Regions from separate parts of the Homo sapiens genome. Here region 2 is linked to region 1. Evidence: read pairs that join two places in POLR2A ChIA-PET (ENCODE). Cell type or tissue: CD4-positive, alpha-beta T cell. All regions are shown on one strand. Each heading gives the region's core, and the rest is flanking DNA. Links, peaks and the distances in the headings are about the cores only. Region 1 has its middle 180 kb from the start of INO80D-AS1. Region 2 holds the start of LOC105373847 (a long non-coding RNA gene).

Evidence for each region. ChIA-PET counts read pairs that join two places held together with the same protein. Peaks named below come from ENCODE experiments on the same cell type or tissue, not always from the same donor. Only the 100,000 strongest peaks of a DNase experiment are listed, where the experiment ranks them.
Region 2: POLR2A ChIA-PET joins it to region 1 with 11 read pairs; 2 of 35 experiments call an interaction of 5 or more read pairs at or near these places.

What each region holds. Positions count from the first base shown.
Region 1 is chr2:205,907,629-205,910,541 of GRCh38, reverse strand. No RefSeq gene overlaps it. Among named protein-coding and RNA genes, the nearest start is that of INO80D-AS1, 180 kb to the left of the region's middle. In CD4-positive, alpha-beta T cell, for the core only: no CTCF peak of the experiment used is centred there; no DNase peak of the experiment used is centred there; H3K27me3 peaks cover 751 bases.
Region 2 is chr2:205,841,664-205,844,576 of GRCh38, reverse strand. LOC105373847 (a long non-coding RNA gene) reads left to right here and starts at 1,228. Exons shown (of 4, transcript XR_923802.3): 1 at 1,228-1,353. All of the region lies in intron 1 of LOC124907969 (a long non-coding RNA gene), which reads right to left. In CD4-positive, alpha-beta T cell, for the core only: no CTCF peak of the experiment used is centred there; no DNase peak of the experiment used is centred there.

The DNA of each region.
Region 1 (2,913 bases), core at 300-2,799:
CAGGAGAAAGGGGTACCTCTACCCACTGCCATAGAAGTGCCTCCTATGCTCCCAGCCTCGCTCCCTGGATTCTAGCCACAGCACATGTCCAAAATGGGGTAGAGCCTCCAGATTGGTGACGCTGGATCATCAGGCTTCGGTGGGGGAGCTGTGTGCGCTTTTTTTTGGAGGGGCAGATCTGCCTTTTCGGCATTCCCTTTATACCTCTAGATGTTTCTGTCTCTTGCACTTAGAATGGTGTGTCCTCCGAATAAATGGGCAAAAACTTAGGGTGAGAAGAATTTTCTAGCAGAGACTAACGTGTTTAGCCAGTAGCTTCCTGGAGACTCCAGGTCTTTTCTTCTTCCGCTTGCTTCTGCTGCTCTTCTGTGTCTCTCTTTTCTCTTTTTTCCTGCCAGTCCCTGCAGGAGTCCTGCCAGCAGGATAAGCACTGACATCTCCCACGCTTGGCGAAATGGATCCTTTTTTTCCACGATGAATAGATGTGAATAAGAAGGAATTACATAGCTTTATGTTCTCCAAGAGGTGGATGAAACCCTTTCTTTCCTCCAGTTTCAGCGAGTGAAGAAATTAGTGAATAGAATTCTGAATTCCAGATTATATTTTTAAACTGCTGAGACCACCACCCTTTTTGTATGATGGGTTCAGTTAATAAAGATTTGCTCCATGAATCAAAAGGTCAAAATCTGGCATCCCGGAGTTTGCATGTTTCAATAGAGTGGGCTGTCTAAATCTCCTAGTCTCTCTGCTTTCTCCCTAGTTCATGCAAAGACTGAATTTTGTTACTGTATTAACTCCAGGTCCTTATGTACTATTATTCTAAATCACATGTTACAGAAGAAGAGAATTTCCAATATGCTGCATGGCATAAAATATAGCTCTAGCCCAACCGAGACCTTCTTGAGATGCATAGATAAAGAATTTGGGAGAAATGCCATGTGCTGTTTCAGGCTTGTCAGGCAAAACCATGTTCTTTGTAACGGTTGGATGACAGTGTCTCAGGAGAGATTTTATGGCTGCTGAACCTCCCCCAAGGGTGACATTAGCAGAGAACCGGGGCCTGGCCCCTGATCAAAATGGCCATCCAGGAGGCAACTACTGAAATATGCTCCCGGAAGAGACTTCCTGTCCGAACCAGAGGGTCCCAAGACAGCAGGCACTGAGGGCTTGGGGTGCCTTCTCGGGGCTGTGTTTACTCACACTCCCTGGACTGTGAGTAATAAACTTGGTTAACAACCTGGCTGGCAAGTTATTGCCAACCCAGCAGAAATAAAACAGAATAGGTTGAGCTATCACCGGGAAAAGAAAGCTTTCTAATTCTATCAATGTTATTGAGCTGTTTGAAATAAAGAATGGATCCAAAAAGGATTCCCCACCCCCAACGTTGGCCACATGTCAGTGCAGACAGAGGTCCTGTGGCTCATTTAAGTGACCGAGCCTGTAACGGGAGGCCTGAGAGCTCATGTTCGTGGTTGGGACTGAATCCTTAGCATTCAACAGAGGTGGAAAAATCACGATGTTGCTTCCCCATAACGGAGCACTCAAACCACAGAGAGTGTGTGTGTTTATGTGTCTGAGAGTTTTAGAGGGAGGGAGAAAATGCATGCATGACTTATATGAAGGCAGGGACACAGGCCAGAAAGAGAAGCTTAATAGCTGTTTAACCATTTTTAAACAAACCATAAAATCATGTTGACCAAAGGCCTATTGGGATTCCCCATGTCTGAACATCTTCTAGCAAAATTGTCTCCCAAATGAGAATTGATTAGCCAAGACCCACGCATTGATGTTATCAGAGAGTTGGGCGGGCTCCGCATAAGCGTGCGATTTCAGGTTAGCCCCCATTAGTGTGCTTATGCAATGCCCTCTGACAACAGCTGTCTGGGGTTTCTACCACAGAACCTTGGCGTGTTTCATGCTCTGTGCTCTGAGATTCCCTGGCCCCTAACAGAGGGGTAGCTGGCTCGTCACCGGAGAATGATATACTATTCCTCTTGTCAGCACAGGCAGCCCCGAGATACGTGGGAAAGAATTTTCAGAGACACCAGGGTAAGAGAATGAGCCATGTCTACCTCTCATCTTGGCAGCAGGAGTGTGTCTGAAACAGTCTGTGCTGCACAAAATTGTAGTTTATAGAGAGCATTTTGTTGATTCAGCCATAAAAATGTGACCTACAATATGTTTGTTGAAGAGAATGTGCTGCTGCTTTTTTATATGGAAGAATATGCTTTTCATGTTTCCAGCCAGCTTCTCCTAAAGAGAGTCCTTTGTGGGATTCTGGTTGTTTTTAAAGTTTCTTTGTATTTTGGGGACTGAGGAAGTGGTTCCTACAAAGTTAATTTGTAGGATCAGCTGTTCATGGACACCTGTAACTTAGGAAAAAGAACCAAGGTTGGGTGTTGTAGTTGGCTGAACAATGCCACCCCTGTCCCCAGGATAGCAGGTTCTAATCCTTGGAGTCTGTAAATGTTACCTTATTTGGAAAAAGGATTTTTGCAATTGTGATTAAGTGAAGGATCTCGAGATGGTGACATTATCCTAGATTATCTAGGTGGGCCCTAAATGCAATCACAAGTGTCCTTATTTGAGAAAGGCAAACAGAAAAGAAGAAGGCAATGTGACAACAGAGGCAGAGACTGGAATGATGCAGCCACAATCCAAGGAATGCCAGCATCCACCAGAAGATGGAAGAGGCAAAGAATGAATTCTACCCCAGAGCCTTTGGAGGGAGTATGGGCCTCCTGACACCTTCATCTCGGCCCAGTGATGGTGATTTCAGACTTCTGCCCTCCAGAACTGTGAGAGGATAAATTTCTATTGTTTTAAGCCACCAAGTTTGTGGTGATTTTTTAATAGTAGCCACAAGAAGATAATATAGGTGTTCTCTTCATTCATTATATTGATGTGAGATAT
Region 2 (2,913 bases), core at 218-2,717, 66 kb after region 1:
TAAAGTTATTATTTTGTAGGTACTCTTTCTCAGACTAAGGAAGTTTCCTCTATTCTTAATTTGGAAAGAATTTTTTCTTCTGAAAAATTTTTATTGTGGTAAAAAATATATAACACAAATTTGCTATATTAACCACTTTGAAGTGTACAATTCAGTGGCATTAATCAATTGCCTTCACAATGTATGCAACCATAATCACTATCTCCAAAGCTTTTTTATCACCCCAAAAAGAAACTCTGTAACCATTAAGCAAGAACATCCTGTTCCCCTTTTCTCCGAGGCCCTGGTACCTCTATTCTACTTTCTGTCTTTATAAACTTGTCTACTCTAGATCTACCTTCCTTCTTTCTTTCTCTTTCTTTCTTCCTTCCTTCCTTCCTTCCTTCCTTCCTTCCTTCCTTCCTTCCTTCCTTTCTCTTTCTTTCTTTCTTTCTTTCTTTCTTTCTTTCTTTCTTTCTTTCTTCTTTTCTTTCCTTCTTTTTCTTTTCTTTCTTTCTCTCTTTCTTTCTCTCTCTCTCCTTCCTTCCTTTCTTCCTGTCTTTCCTTTTCTTTTTTTCCTCTCTCTCCCCCTCCCTCCCTCCCTTCCCCTCCCTCCCTCCCTCCCTCCCTCCCTTCCTTCCTTCCCTCCCTCCCTCCCTCCAACGGGGTCTCACTGTGTTGTCCAGACTGATCTCAAAGCCCTGCATGCATACGATTCTCCTCCCTTGGCCTCTGAAAGTTCTGGGATTATAGGTGTCAGCCACTGTGCCCAGCCTAGATATTTCATATAAGTGAAATCACATATTTGTCCTTTTGTGTCTGACTTCTTTCACCTAACATAATGTTTTCAAGGTTCATCCATGTTGTAGCATGTATCCAGATTTCACTCATTTTTATTGCTGAATAATATTCCATTATATGTATATACCACATTTTATTTATTCATTCATCTTCACCCATTCAACTTGGGTTGTTTCTACCTTTTGACTATTGTGAATAATTCTGCAGTAAGAAATTCTTTTTAAATTTTGAATTTGTATTGAATTTTATAAATGCTTTGTTTGCAGCTACTGGAATCATTATGTGTCTATATATTCTTTTAACCTGGGAGTGGGTGAATGACATTTTAAATCATGCAGAGTTTCAATCATTTTACTTCTCATGCACTTTTTCTCAGGAAGCTACTGGAAGATGTGCTCCACCAGACTGAGGTTGCAAACCAAGGACATGGGAGATAGTTAACAGAAGACCCAATAAAGGAGGGAAGAGAAGGGACTAGCCAGGACCATGGTGACAGCCATGCACCCAGAACCAAGGAGTTGAGGGCAACCTGGAGGAGTTAGGAGGACCTATGGGAGTTTTTCACTCAATAAGGTAACCTCGAAAGTCTCTCTATTGCATCCAAACATATTGAGAGATGGGGAGCCTGGGATTGGATTAATGGCAACAATATTGATAACAAGAAAGCAAAATAAGATAACTCCAGGCAAAACAAAATGTGTGCAGGCAAGGAAAACTAATCATAGGATAGTACGTGGCTTATCTGTAAATAGCATTTAGTCATAGATATAAATACAGAATATTAATCTATCTGAAAAATGTGATGTCATGTCTTAGGGACCTGTGGGGCAGGGGGAGTCCATGTGTGTGTGTTAGGGGTAAAGGGAGTTGGCAGGAGTGCTAAATCCTCATCTTCCCCAGCGGGAAGTTCGTAGATAGTACCTAAAACAGACCAATCAGGAATTAGACATACACGCATGTTATGTACTGATATGGACACAAATACTAACAAAAATTAATGGTAAGAATTAAAATTAGTTGCCTCTGGGGAAGGAAAATGGGGGCAGGGACTGCTATTTGTGGCAACAAGTCTTGTAGAACTATTTGACTTTTTAAAGTATGTGCTCATGTAACCTTGTTAAAAACTAAATTAAAGGGCTGGGTGTGGTGGCTCACGCCTGTTATCCCAGCACTTTGGGAGGCCGAGGTGGGCGGATCACGAGGTCAAGAGATTGAGACCATCCTGGCTGACAAGGTGAAACCCTGTCTCTACTAAAAATACAAAAATTAGCCGGGCGTGGTGGCGGGCGCCTGTAGTCCTAGCTACTTGGGAGACTGAGGCAGGAGAATGGCGTGAACCCGGGAGGCGGAGCTTGCAGTGAGCCAAGATCGCGCCACTGCACTCCGGCCTGGGCGATAGAGTGAGACTCCATCTCAAAAAAAAAAAAAAAAAAAAAAAAAGAGGAATTGAGTTGTGTTTCCCCCTTTGCTATTTTCTGGGCACAAGTCTTTTATCATGTGCATAATTTGAAAATATTTCTCCCATTCTGCAGATTGTCTTCTTACTTTCTTGATGATACCATTTATAGCACAAATATTTTTAATTTGGATGAATTCCAGTGTGTATATTTTTTCTTTTGTTGCTGTGCTTTTGAGGTGATATCTGAAAAACTATTGCTCAATCCAAGGGTATGAATATTTACTCCTGTGTTTTCTTGCAAGAGTTTTATAGTTTTAAGTCTTACATTTAGATCTATGATCCACTTTCGAGTTAGTTTTTATGTGTGGTGTGTGCTATGGTTTGGATATTTGACTTCTCCAAATCTCATGTTGAAATCTGATTCTGATTCTCAAGGTTGGAGGTGGGGCTTAATTGGAGGTGTTTGGGTCGTGGGGGCAAATCTTTCATGAATGGCTTGGAGTCATCTTCAAGTAATGAGTTATTGCTTCATTATTTCCTGTGAGAGCTCGTTGTTTAAAAAACTCTGTCACCTCTCTCCTCTCTCCCTTGCCTCTGCTCTTGCCATGCAATTTCTACACGCTGTCTCCCCTTTGCCTACTGCTGTCAGTGGAAGCAGAGGCTCTCACCAGAAGCAGATGTTGGTGCCATGTTTCTTGTATAGTCTGTAGAACTGTGAGCCAAATAAGCCTTTT